Regions from separate parts of the Homo sapiens genome. Here region 2 is linked to region 1. Evidence: chromatin contacts called from ENCODE Hi-C or POLR2A ChIA-PET data. All regions are on one chromosome and are shown on one strand. Each heading gives the region's core, a stretch centred on a gene start or an enhancer-like site at or near the end of the contact. The rest is flanking DNA. Distances are from core to core; before and after follow the strand shown. Region 1 overlaps GNA14 (G protein subunit alpha 14). Region 2 has its middle 88 kb from the start of GNAQ.

Region 1 (7,229 bases), core at 2,590-5,089:
TGCTTTGCCTATATGCCTCTGTAGGTATGGAGCACAAAGTGGAATTCCTCACCTAAAGTGTGGTATGACCAGCACAGAGCAGCACAGGATTCTCACCTCCCTTTTCTCAGATAGTATACCTCTACTAATATTGCCTGTGACGTCTATCCAATAAATCCCCTAAATGTTTTTATTGGTGCTTGTCCCCTGCTACATCTTCCTCATTTATAATTCCAGAATTCCCTCTTGGGCTGCGGGAGGTTTTTAGACCTTTATGTTGTTAGATTTCATTTATTATTATTTAGTATTACCTTCTTATGCCTGTAATGTATTATTGTTTTTGCCTTCCCAGAATGTTTGCCCTTCTGTCTGTAACAGTATTTCTATTTATTTTCCAGGCAGTCTTAGTGGTGCTAACAATCAAGTGGCTTGCCTTGTTCTGACCTGAGTGTTCGCCAAACACTCCCCAGGCTACAACAGCCGCGCTCCCCTCTGAAATCAGGACACAAGAATTGAAAGAAACTGGAACAGATACATCACTTACCCCTGGCATCCAGAACCCCAGAGCATCCTTCCCACAAATTGGTTATAACAAATTACCACAAACTCAGTGGCTTAAAAGAGCACCAATTAGGGGTCTAGCATCCAAAATATATAAAGAGCTCTTTTTTCATACATATCCATACTATATAAAGATCTCTCACAACAACAAAAAGATAACCAGCCCAATTTTTTAAAAAAGGTCAAAAAATGGAAATTTCCTCAATAAAGATATATAGTCAACAAGCATATGAAAAAATGCTTGACATCATTAGTCATTAGAGAAATGAAAATACAATTCAGAGTGAGGTGCTACTTCACTCCCACTAATAAAGTGGCATAGTTGTCTGGGGTAAATACCCGAGGTTTGTTGTCCCACACCAAGGGAATCAAGGACACGGACACTCAAGAAGTAAGTTTAAGAGCAGAGGCTTAATAGGCGAAAGAAAGAGAACAGCTCTCTCTCCTGCACACAGAGGGGCGGCCAAGTGGGCCTTCTAGTCCGTGGCAAAGTGCACAGATGAGCTTGAGGCGGCGGTGTCTGATTTACATAGGGCCCAAAAATTGGTTGGACCAGGTGTGTCATTTACATAGTGCGTGAAGAAGCTGGCCACCCCACCCTAACCTTTTATTATGCAGATAGGTTCTCTACCTGGCCAGCGCCATGTTGCCTGTTCCTTTACGGTACCCGTAGTTGACCGAAAAAGGAAGATGGAACCTCCATGTTGAACACGCCTGGTCCCCCAGGTAGCACTTTCCTATTGGCACAGCTGCAGGCATTCACCCGTGCAAGCTTCCAACTTGCTTACCTATATGTCTGCAGCTCGATTTTACAGGCTGGTTTTTTTTTTTTTTTTAATAGAAAATAAATGATTTGGGGGCTGCTTTTTATTAAAGGAAAATCTTACTAAGGACTCTCTTACCTTCACTATCTGACTAAATAATTTCTTTCTAGCTCCTGTTATCATTTGGATAGCTATACTTAAAAAAAAAAGAAAAGAAAAGAACAAGTGTTGATGAGGATGTGGAGAATTGGAAACCTTATGCATTCCAGTTATTTGGTGGGAATGTAAAATGGTTCAGCTGTTATGGAAAATAGTTTGGCAGTTTCTCAAAAAGTTAAACATAGAATTACCACATGACCCAGCAATTCCACTTCTAAGCATATATACCCCCAATACTGAAAGCAGGAACTCATATTAGTATCTATACTCACATGTTCATAGCAGCACTATTCACAATAGCCAAAATGTAGAAACAGCCCAAATATCTATCAGTTGATGAATAGCTAAAGTTATTGTGGTATTTATATACAATGGAATATTATTCAGCCATAAAAGGAATGAGGTACTGGCACATGCTACAACATGGGTGAACTTTAAAATATTTGCCAAGCAAAAGAAGCCAGAAGACGCAAAAGTCACATAAGATTGGATTTCTATGAAATATCCGTAGTATGAAAGAACACAGATTGGTGGTTATCTGGGGGAGGTGGGACAAAGGGATGGGGAGCGAATGCCTAGTATGTATGGAGTTTCTTTCTGGGCTGATGAAAATGTTTTGGTCCTAGATAGAGTGTTTGCATAGTACTGTGAATGTACTAAATGCCGCTGAATTGTTTGCTTTAAAATGGTTGCTTTTATTCAGTGAATTTCACTGCAATTGAAACACATGCACACAAGCACACGTATACACACACGAATTTATTCTCTCATAGTTCTGGATTTCAAAAATCCTAAAACCTAGGGGTTGGAGGGCTCTGTTCCTTCTGGAGGCTCTAAGGGAGGCTTCATTCCATGCCTTTTTCTGGCTACTAAAGGCCATCTGCCTTCCTTGGCTTTGGCCCCTTCCTCTATCTTCAAAGCCAGCAGTGACTTCAAATTCCTGTCTCAGTGATGTCTGCTTCAGTCATCACATCGTCTTCTCTGACTCTGGCCCTCCTGCATCCCTTATTATAAGGACCCTTGTATTACATTGGTTCTACCTGAATAGTCAAGAACACTCTCCCGATTTCAAGATCCTAATCCCATCTGCAAAGTCCCTTTTGCCATGTCAAGTAACATATTCACAGTTTTCAGGGATTCAGAGGGGGACATCTTTGGGGGGCTATCACTCCATCCACCACACCCTGACACCCCTTCAGTGAACTCCTTTTCTTCCTTCAGTTAGCCAGTGTCTGTTGCTTGCAACCACAGAACATTAATTGATAAAATACTTCCTGTTTTTCAGCACTGTATTTTGAATGAAGAATGTGAAAGTAACAAGCAGGACTTGGTGATTTCTTGATCCTGATGGAGAATGACTAAGGAAATCTGCAGGAATTTCACATTTAGCACAATGCTTTCCCCAGGAGCAAGGAAGCCTGGAGAGCAGATGCTTAGGAAGTGTCTGACAGCTGAATGAGTCACGGGGTGAGAAGAGAAGGAAAGTTTAAAGCCTTTAATCAGAGGATATAGAAGCAGGGATAAGACTGAACAGAGAGGAGCAAGGAAGCAGGAAAATATATTTCATATAAAAATCTAAGTTAGAAGGCAGGTTAGCACACATAGCATAAAAGTTGCTAATCCCCCTTCTTTGTCAGGTGACACTCTCCTACTGTCAAACCTGAATCTGAGTCAGAGGTCACCTTAGCCCCAGGAAGTCCTTCTGATGTTCCCAGAGAGAATTAACAGCTTTCTCTGTTCCACAAATATATACTGGGTGCTTACTGTGTTGCTCTGAACACATGCAGTCGCAGAAAATTCTTCAAAAGAAGGAACCTGCTTTTGCCACTGTCTAAAAGTGCCTGGGACACATTGGGGGTTCACATGCTAGCCACATTTTTAAAAGCCATGGGCCAGCACAGCTAAAAAGAACTGTTTGTTTGCTTTAGACATTAGCATTCAAAGCCATCTTTATTTATATTCCATTTCATACAGACCCTTCAATGTATTTTTAAAAATCAAACTTGGAATCACAGCACTTTTGTATGCCCCAGGAATCTATTATAGCTCAGTAACTTTTAGGACCAGTTTACCAAAACCTGGCATTGGTTTTCACAGGTGCATTTCTTGCAAGCCAAACTGGCCTGACAAGGAAATAAATGCTCACTTGCAGGGTCATTTCTAGCTCTGATGGGCCAGGCCACTTCATTTCCCAGAGCCTCTTAAGGAGGAAGCTATTTGACTTTCTGCGTCAACCAAACTGTCAGTGTTACCAATTCCTTTGACTTTGACCTAGAAATTTTATTCATGCAAAATGGAGTGAGCTCGGTTTTCTTTTTTTGTTTTGTTTTTTTGTTTGTTTGTTTTTGGAAGTCATGGTTCCTGGAAGAGCGGAGAACACTCTTTGTTTAATATATCACCTTAGGGTTCAGATATCACTTATATTTCATTCTCAAAAGCCATCGTATGAGTCAGCCCTGTCTTTACAGGTACTGTGTTTGTTGAAAGGGGAGAGGGTTGTTTGCTCATCCAGGGTGGAGAAACCTCTGAGAGTAGCTGGATATTGCCTTTTTCCTCCACCCTCGGGCTATGGCCTGTAGTCAGTACACAGTGGGTAAACCGCAGGTTGCCTAAAGCAACCATGATAGCCAGAGTTGCCTGCAAAAGCACATTGTCATTTGGATGGCAACACTGGATTTTAATTATGACCATCCAGAGTCACTGCCTTCCATACCAAGACCTTGACTTCCTAAAACAACACACTATAAACTACGTCTTTTATAATCAGGGAAACATCAAATATGAGTAAAATCAATGCCTCTTCTCCCCTAAAAGGATAAGGAAACCAGTACAAAGTCAGGTTTTTGTTTTGTTTTGAGATAGAGTCTTGCTCTGTCACCCAGGCTGGAGTGCAGTGGCGCAATATCGGCTCACTGCAACCTCGGCCTCCCAGGTTCAAGTGATTCTCCTGCCTCAGCCTCCCGAGTAACTGGAACTACAGGTGCCTGCCACCACGTCCAGCTAATTTTTGCATTTTTAGTAGAGATGGGGTATCAACCACATTGGCCAGGCTGGTCTTGAAGTCCTGACTTCAGTGATCCACCCCCCTCGGCCTCCCAAAGTGCTGGGATTACAGGCATGAGCCACCGCACCCGGCCCCAAGTCAGTTTTAAGCTCAGCAAAACTCCCCATCATTTTCCTAACCTTTGTGATCAAGTCCTAAGAAATTTCCTCCTGTAAAATTAAGTTTCTAGGCTAGGGCTTTGCACTGAAGGGGACTGATGTGTTCACATTCTTGAGGGAGTACAGGTAAGATTCACAACAAAACCAGCACAATCAACCTACAGACATACGTGGTGAGCATAATTTCACATTTTCTATGTGCCACAGAATTATTCTTCCTCTTTGCTTATCTGCTGGGAAAATGGCATGGCATGGCTACCAGGTGTCCCACATATTCCAGGACAGCCCTGATTTCTTGTATTCTTTCCTGCTGTCCCCCACATCTGCTCACTCTTGTCCAAGCCATGTGAACCAGTGTCTGCTTCAGAATGAAGGGCAGATGTAGTGTAGCACAGGGCAAGAGAAGTAACCTTTTTGAAGACCCGTTCACTCATGGGACAAACAAAGGTAATACTTAGGTCACACATTAAAAAAAAAAAATAAGATTATGACAAAGTTATTAGGAAGATACTATTACTTATTAATATAAGCATCCCACACATGAGCAAATTTTCAGAGAATTAAGAAATTCTAGAATTGAAGTGGCTCTTAAACCCTTAGAAAAGCACAGGCCAAGCATCCAAATAGGTAAGGATGACATGTCACACACATTAGACATATTTTTATTTTAAAATTGCTATTACCACAGGCCAGAGCATAAATAATACAACAGACCTCTTTTGGGGGGCAAAAGATTCCACGTTCTTCTATAGGAATAAAGAACCACGGGTCACAACCTTGAAAGACTCGGCAAACTTAAAGTCATCTCATTTTTAGTGATAGACAGTGAATGTCCAGGTTAATTTCCTCTTGCCCTCCAGGAAGGCAGACAGTGCACTGAAATACTGCATTTTCAGGACGATCACACGCTGTTTCCGAGTAGAATCATCCTGATCATACCCTTCCTACAGCAGGTGTTTTCCCTACTACATAGGCCTCCCAAAGTGCTGGGATTACAGGCATGAGCCACCACACCCAGCCTACATCAAATTGCTTCTTAATATCAAGTTGTCCTGGTTGAGTTGAAGGCTCCATCCTTGTCCACAAATCTTTGAGTATCTGGTGTGAAGTTACAGGAAGATAGAGTACTAGGATTTTTAAAAAAGAATAGATTTTTCTCTCATTCTCTCTCCCTCTTTTAAATCTGGGCACCAGAGGGGCCAACTATCCAGGCCTTAGAATCAAATGTCCCTAGACTCAAATTCTGGTCCCTCCCTCTCTAGCTGTATGATCCTAGGGGACTCCCATTAGACTCAATTTCCTCAGGCGTCAAATGAAGATAATTAACAATACCTACCTCTACCTTGGTTTGTTAGGGTGAGAAGCATAGTTTATGGAAAACATTCAGTACAGTAGTATGTCATATGGTAGCATAGTGCGTGGCTCTCTTTGATCAAACATGTCTCTTAGATTAGTCCAGATTATTGTTCTATCTGGTAAATCCACTCCCTGCTCAAAAACCTTTATCAGCTCTCCATTCTAACAGGATAATTTTAAACATCCCGTCTGGCACTCAAGATCCTCTGACCTGCTTTCTAGATAGATTTCCCATAATACTTCTCATGCACCCAACAGCCTAGCTCTCTGTGAACCACTTGAGTTTCTTGTTCATGTCCAGCACCGTTTTTTGTTTTTTGGTTTTTTTTTTTTTTGAGATGGAGTCTCGCTCTGTCACCTAGGCTGGAGTGCAGTGGCGCGATCTCAGCTCACTGCAAGCTCCGCTTCCCGGGTTCATGCCATTCTCCTGCCTCAGCCTCCCAAGTAGCTGGGACTACAGGCGCCCACCACCATGCTCGGCTAATTTTTTGTATTTTTAATAGAGACGGGGTTTCACAGTGGTCTCGATCTCCTGACCTCGTGATCCGCCCGCCTCAGCCTCCCAAAGTTCTGGGATTACAGGCGTGAGCCACCGTGCCTGGCCATGTCCAGCACTTTCTTCTGTCAGCCTGGGGTGCTTGAATCCATTCCTAACATCTAAGTAGGAGGTTGTGAACTAATAACTGTGTAATTGTGTGGTGTGTGTGTGTGCTTACACGCGCATGTGTTAACCCTGATGGCATAAGTGAAGGACAGTGAATGACCATGTTAACTTGCTCTAAGAGATAAGGCTTGCTTTTATTAGTTGTCAGAAATTGGCAGATTTCACTGAAAAGTAGATTTCTAGATTCTCATAGTATAAAAGATCTGTGTAAGATCTGGTCCCTTTGGGTCTATGTTCCCAGGGAGTAACATTAAATTTGCCGGGGTAGTGGCCACCCCTTTGGGGGAGACAAGCTTTCTCCAGTTTACCCCAGTCACCACCACTCCCTATAGCACCACACCAGCCTGAATGACTCATGAAGTTATTCCCTGCTTCCTCTCTAAACATTCGAGTTTGTAATCTCTGATCTAATTCTTACAGATCTTCAACCCTTCATAAATTCTTTCTTGATTTTTCTGTGTTATAAGTACTTTTCCTTCCTCTTTTTTAGCTCCATATGTCACTGGTCTCCTTGCTGTAGGATCCTTTATCTTCTTGCTTTATTGCCCTTCCTGAAGGACAAACCACTTGACACAGAACTCATA
Region 2 (7,229 bases), core at 1,221-3,720, 530 kb after region 1:
CAGATGTCCATCAGAAGGACAAACTAATACATCTATACAATGGAACAATTTAGCAATAAAGAATAAAATACTGATACACGCATCAATATGAATACATCTCAAAACTATTGCATTGAGTGAAAAAAGCTGGACCAGACACAAAAGAGTACATATTGTATGATTCTACACATTAATTTCTGGAATAAGCAAATATGTTAGAAAAATATCTGAACAGTTGTGGCTTCAGAGAATGGGGTTACTGGGAAGGGGTACAAGGAAAATTTCTACAGTGATGGAAATGTTCTGTATTTTGAGTGAGGTGTGGATTACATAAGTATATATTTGTCAAAACTGATGAAACTGTACTTAAGGTTTGTGTATTTCACTGTATGAAGGTTTATCTCAGTAGACAATTTTAGGGGCAATTACTCCACTGAAAAACTATATATGGAAAAAATAAGAAAATCTCTTTATGAGCTCAGAGTAGAAAAGTATTTCTTAAACAAGACAAAGTTCTATATAGAAAATATTGAGAAATATCTATCAAAATTAAAAACTTATGTGAGAAAGAAACTTACAGAAAAGGCCAATTCAGAAATGAACAACAAACATTTAAAAGGATGCTTGATCTCACTAGTAATCAGATGAATGCCAGTTTCTAAAAAAATCTATTTCATACCTATTGTATTGGCAGTAATTTCAGAGTCTTGTGATCTGGTGAAGCTGTGGGACTGTAAATCATACTGTGCTGTGGGATTGTCAGTTGGTTCAGCCATTTTAGTAAAAACACACATCCTACTACCTAGCCACTGAATTTCCATTATGTATCCTAGACAAACTCTTACATGAGCACAAGGAATGTGTACAAGGATGGTTATTGTAGCAGCATTTGTACTCCTGAAAAATTGATTCTACCTTAATGTCCATCAATTAAGAGATGGAAGTAGTATACTCATATATTGCAATATTATATGGCAGTTAAAAGGAATAAACTAGATCTATGCATATCAAGATGAATAGAGCTTAAAACATGTAAAAATAAATACTATGTTATATGTATTTAGTGACACAATTTTTTTTTTTTTTTTTTTGAGACAGAGTCTCAGTCTGTCACCCAGGCTGGAGTGCAGTGGCCTGATCTCAGCTCACTGCAACCTCTGCCCCCCGGGTTCAAGCGATTCTCCTGCCTCAGCCTCCCAAGTAGCTGGGATTACAGGCGCCTGCCACCACACCTGGCTAATTTTTGTATTTTTAGTAGAGACGGGGTTTCACCATCTTGGCCAGGCTGGTCCTGAACTCCTGACCTTGTGATCCAACCGCCTCAGCCTCCCAAAGTGCTGGGATTACAGGCATGAACCACCATGCCCAGCTGACACATATTTATACCCAAATGTGTAAAAGCTGCATCAGAAGGATATGCACAAAAATCTCGAGATTGGTTATGCCTGGGGCGCAAAGAAAGGAAAAACAAGTGGAGTAATATTGGAAAAAGACCTTATATGAAATATATTATCAAGAAATAACTGGAAGAATTAGACAAATAAATGAATTTTGATTCATTTCTCACACCATGTACAAAAATTAACTCAAAATGAATCAGAAACAGGTGTTGATTCTGAATGTGAGCTTGGATTAGGGAAATAGTTTCAGATCTGATACCTAAAGCACAGCCATAAAAGAAAAACAATCAATAAGTTGAACTTCATCAAAATGCAAAACTTTTGCTCTATGAAAGACATTACAAAAAGACGGGCCAGGCATGGTAGCTCCTACCTGTAATTCCAGCACCTTGGGAGGCTGAGGCAGGCACATCACTTGAGCTCAGGAGTTTGAGACCAGCTTGGCCAACATGGCAAAACCCTGTCTTTACTAAAAATACAAAAATTAGCTCAGTGTGGTGGCATGTGCCTGTAGTCCCTGTAGTCCCAGCTACTCGGGAGGCTGAGGCAGGAGAATCATTTGAACCTGGGAGGTGGAGGTTGCAGTGAGCCGAGATTGTGCCACTGTACTTCAGCCTGGGCGACAGAGTGAGACCCTGTCTCAAAAACAGAAAAGAAAAAAAAAAGAAAAAGAAAAAGAAAAGAAAAGATAAGCCACAGACAGAGAAAAAATATTTGTAAAGCACTCTTCTGACAACAAACTTGAAGCCAGACTATATGAAGAACTATCAAAACTCAACCAAAAAAAGACCAAGTTTTTTTTTTTTAAATAGCAAAGTTTTGAACAGATACTTCACCAGAGGAGATATATTGGTAGCCAATAAACATATGGAAGGTGCTCAACATCATTAGTCATTACGGAAATGCAAGTTAAAACCATGATGAGACAATGCTACACTTACTAGAATAACTTTAAAAAAGAACCTGACAATAATATCAAGTGCTGTTGATGATGAGAGGCAACTGGAACTCTCAGATATTGCTGGTGGGAATGCACAATGGTACAACCTCACTGGAAAACCCTCAGGCAAAGAAATGCAGGTGCTGCTGTTGAAATCAAACAGCTTATGAGGAAGTGGTAAGGGCAAGAGAATATGGGTGGAGTACCCATAGTATCTGTTAATACTCCCACGTAATGAGTTCTTCAGTTCTGAATTTACTGAGAGCTCTGTCAGGTTCTTGTAAGTTGGCCAAGTCAACCATAAAAATTCTATTGCTTTGCATTTTTTACAGTGCAAGTCAGTTTCTCAATCCTGACTAAGAAACACAAGAAAGGAGGAAAGATGGGGCATTTGCCTGCAATGTCAGATACAACCAAGCCAAAAGCCTACACCCCAAAGCCCTGTGTATTTGGAGGTGAGCCTGCCCTGGTCCTCCAGGAGGATATCCAGGGTCGCCCAGACCAGATTTTGCTTTCTCACCAAGGAATGTCGCCCACCACGAATAAAAGATGCCTTTGCAGATTGAGGTTCCGGAGTGTGAGTTTATCAAAGAAGGAGCAGGAAGAAGGAAAGAAGGGAAAAAAGAAAAGCCCCCACATTTCTGCCAGCGCCTCATGCAGCTTACTAGCTCCTCTCCCAGGGCCTCCAGGAGGCTCTCTTCACATGGAAGGAGGCTGAAGAGCAGGTCTTCCAGCAGTTTAAAGTCTCTGGAGGAACTTGTGCCACAATCCATGCCTCCTCTACCAACTGAACTCTCAACTGGGTCTGTTGCCTTCTGCCAAATGTTATTTACATCTCCAGGAGACATAAATATTGGTCACAATGCCTGTGAATCTTGAAATTCTATTCTATTCTATTCTCCCACCTACTATAGTAAATTCCAGACAGCGATAGGCAAAAAAGAGCCCTAGGCAAGGGCCCACTTTATTCCATCTCTTTCCTTGGACAATTCTATTAGGTAACAAAAGAATCAACTTTATTAGGTATAATAGGCATGCAAGAAAAACATTTATTTAAAATGCACATCAGGCTGGGCGTGGTGGCTTACGCCTGTAATCCCAGCACTTTGGGAGGCCAAGGTGGGTGGATCACCTGAGGTCAGCCTGACCAACATGGAGAAACCCTGTCTCTACTAAAAATACAAAATTAGCCAGGTGTGGTGGTGCATGCCTGTAATCCCAGCTACTCGGGGGGCTGAGGCAGGAGAATCGCTTGAACCCAGGAGGTGGAGGTTGCAGTGAGCTGAAATCGGGCCATTGCACTCCAGCCTGGGCAACAGGAGAGAAACTCTGTCTAAAAAAATAATAAAATAAAATACAATGCACGTCAATGAGATTTAACAAATATATATCTCTGCATATAAGTCCCACTACAATTAAGTGATAGAGCACTTCCATCATTCCAGAAACTTTTTCTCATGCCCTTTGCAGCCAACCTCTGTCCTAGGAAACAACTGCTCTGCTTTCTGTTACTATAGCTTAGTTTCAACTTTTCTAGAATTTTTCATCTAAATGGAATTATATAGTATTATGCTTTTGTGTCTGACTTCTTTTGCTCAGCCTAACTTTTGGAATTCATTAATTTTAGTGTGCATTAGTAGTTCTGCTCCTTTTTACTGCTGTGATATTCCACATCATTCTTTAATATAAAGACAACTTTTCACCTCTGGATTAAGAGCTAGACCTGCAATAGCAAACTTAAATGCCTAGAGAAGACAGGCCCATAATGCAAACGAGAAAAGGGGTCTGGTATAAGAAAATTTATTTTTAAAAACACTACTCCTCTTGTTATATCCTCATTTTCTAAAGAAATGCTTCGTTTTCTTCAACTTTAAGGAAAATAGGAGTGTATGTATGATGATAAATAGCAACCGACACCTGACTTTGGGGAGAACAATAAAGAATGAAGGGGATGGTGGCAGATTCCAGAGTCCACACCCATCTAAAGGAAGCAGCTTTGCCGTATAGGAACACGGGGCCAGGTTTCACATCTTCTTATTGTTCCAGAGAAGCAGGAAATCTGGGTTTGTATGTGAAATCTCCTGAGTTTTAAATGTTGAAAACAAATTCAAATTTTATTAAAGCACTGGATGGGCCAATTCTGTTCAGGTCAAATAAAACAAATCTGGGGGCCAGATGTGGACTGGCAGGCATCACTTTGTGTCCTCTGATGTCGACAAACTAAAAGCAAGCCCAAGCCGCCCTCTCCACTGTGCTTTTTGTAGAAACATCTTGGTCCTGCTGGGACCTCCCAGTCCAAGGAAGCACCAGGGATGGCTTACCTCACTGGCTACATGGAAGAGAGGAAAAAAGGAAGAGCAAAACTCATTTCAAGGTCCCAAGAAGAAGAGAGGAAGAGAATATTTACTCCAGGCTAGTTATTATTTTTACCACCCTCCTGCCCCATACTAGAGCATCATGAGAATACATATATTCGAATCACCTGGGGTGGGAAAACAGGTTCCCTTCCGATTTATTTGATCTGTTGGGCCTGCTGTGGTCTTGCATTTTAACAAGCTCCTCGAGTAACTCTTATCCACACTGAAGTTTGACACTCGCTGCATTGGGTTTTCCAGTCTTTGCTACAAAATGGTTCAGTTGCCAATGAGAGTTCATTTTGTCCTACATCTAAATTTGAGTTCCCTTTTGTAGGAAAAGTAATGGGGAAGAAGGGAAGGCTTTGAGCGCCCCCTTGGGGCTAGCTTGGTGAGTGAACAGCTTTATAGTGATAAGTGATTTTTCAGAGATGTTAGGAATAAAAATAATAAATAGTATACTATTTATTATTATAATAGCCCATACTAGCATTAGGTATTGTGACTGGCAATTCACATATAGTATCTTATTTAAGCCTATCAGGCAGACACTATCATTACCTGCATTTTATTTTACTTTATTTTTATTTTTATTTTTGAGACAGGGTTTCACTCTTGTTGTCCAGGCTTGAGTGCAGTGGCACAGTCTCGGCTCACTGCAATCTCCACCTCCCAGGTTCAAGCGATTGTCCTGCCTCAGCCTCCCGAATAGCTTGGATTGCAGGTGTCTACCACCATGCCCGGCTAATTTTGTATTTTTAGTAGAGATAGGGTTTCGCCATGTTGACCAGGCTGGTCTTGAACTCCTGACCTCGGGTGATCCGCCCGCCTCGGCCTCCCAAAGTGCTGGGATTACAGGCATGAGCCATTGCGCCCAGCCTTTATTTTATTTTTTAATGAATAAAAAGCTTTTAATTGGAAATTCTTTAAACAGGATACCCCAATATCCAAATAACATATGACCTGAATTTTATAGAGGAGGAAATTTACCTGCAAATCCAATGGCATGGCTGATCACCCTCTTCCTTAATATATTTTTTTAACTTGGCGCCCAGGACACCACACTCTTTCTCATTTGCCTCATATCTCACTGATTCTTCCTTCTTGGTCTTGATTGTAGTCCCCTCTTCTCCCAGATCAGTTCATTTGGATTGCCCCAAGAATCAGTCCTTGGTTTTCTTTTCCCTACAGTCACTTTCTTAATAAACTCCTTTGTCAATATGCCAATGAACCCCAATTTTTTATATTGTAACTAACATCTCTCCTGAATCCCTGACTCATATACGCAGTTGCCTACTTGATATGTCCACTGAGATTTCTCGGAGACCCCTTAAACTTAACATGTCCAAAAATGGGGTTCTCATCTTCTCCCACAAATCTACTCTATTAGAGGGTTTTCCCATTTCAGATGATAGAAGCTCCCAATTGCTCATACTAAAATCTTTGGTGTCATTGTTGACCCTCTCACTCATACCTCTGGCCGCCACTCCCTCCCTGGGTTGAGTCATCACCCTCTCTCGCCCGGAGTATTGCTACAGCCTCCTTTTGGTCTTTTTGCTGTCAAACTCGTGTTCCAAGAGACTATTCCTAACATAGAAACCAGAATGATCTTCTTAAAATGTAACTCAGATCATATCATCTCTCTGCCTATAATCTTTCCAAGGCTTCCCATTTCACTCAAACTAAATGCCAAGTCCCTCAGATGGCCAATAAGGCCTTCTACAAGCAGGGCCCCATCACCTCTTTGACCTCAACTCCTGTTATTCTCTCCCTTATTCACTCCACTCTAGCCATACTGGTCTCCATGCTCTTCCTGACATGTGCCTGGCTTGTTTCTGCACTGGCTCTTTCATCTGCCTGGAGCACTTTCCCCAGGAGATTCACTTAGCTTACTACTTCACCTCCTGCAAATCTTTTCTTGGATGTCACCCTCTCAATGAAGCTACTCTGTCTCCTCTACTTCAAATTGCAACCTGTTGCTCTCTCTCTACCAAACTTCTTATCATGCTTCACTTTTCCCATGTCATTTTATGGCTTTCCAACACATTATATAATTTAACTATTTATTACATTTTTAGTTACTTTTTCTCCCCCAACTAGAATATGAACTCCAAGGCAGCAAGAATTTTTGTATTTTTGTATGTTTCTGTAACATATTCCAAGCACATAGATCAGTGTCTGACATGTAAAAGCAATTGTTGTTGAATGAACAAGACATGGAGAGATTACACTTCAAGCCATAAGTATTTCAATAACTCATTTGAGAAGAAAACCTGAATAACCAACAGTTGTTTTCTCCTTATAGAGAAGCAAACTATAGCTCCGTGAAGCCTGTGCTTGGGCAGCTTCTACATGCAGCAGTGCTGAATACCAACACCTACATTTCCCCAGAGAAACAGCGTACAGCAATGTGCTGTCCTCATCCACTTCTTCTGAAGTCAAGTCCCCAGCAGTTGTATCACCTGCAGAGTTGCAATGCACAGATTTGGGCATTGTCTTATTTACCTAATTTACTTGGGGGAAATAATGCTGACTTAACAAGTGGTATTTTTCCTT

The links. Hi-C counts contacts between places; a loop is a spot of excess contacts on that map. ChIA-PET counts read pairs that join two places held with the same protein, here RNA polymerase II (POLR2A).
Region 2: a loop to region 1 is called in a map of PC-9, with 10 times the contacts of the local background. The contact joins two enhancer-like sites. A Hi-C loop is called at or near these places in 1 of 168 maps with a recorded cell type or tissue (PC-9). POLR2A ChIA-PET finds 5 or more read pairs at or near these places in 1 of 52 experiments (PC-9).

Annotation. Positions count from the first base shown.
Region 1 is chr9:77,585,617-77,592,845 of GRCh38, forward strand. The region is part of intron 1 of GNA14 (G protein subunit alpha 14); the gene reads right to left. Among named protein-coding and RNA genes, the nearest start is that of GNA14, 59 kb to the right of the region's middle. RefSeq lists enhancers at 1-540, 1,869-2,774. Within about 2 kb of position 3,840, at least 7 of the 41 ENCODE cell types and tissues checked have a DNase peak (open chromatin) inside an H3K27ac peak, as active enhancers do; they include PC-9, where a contact is called at or near this core.
Region 2 is chr9:78,116,666-78,123,894 of GRCh38, forward strand. No RefSeq gene overlaps it. Among named protein-coding and RNA genes, the nearest start is that of GNAQ, 88 kb to the left of the region's middle. Within about 2 kb of position 2,471, at least 5 of the 41 ENCODE cell types and tissues checked have a DNase peak (open chromatin) inside an H3K27ac peak, as active enhancers do; they include PC-9, where a contact is called at or near this core.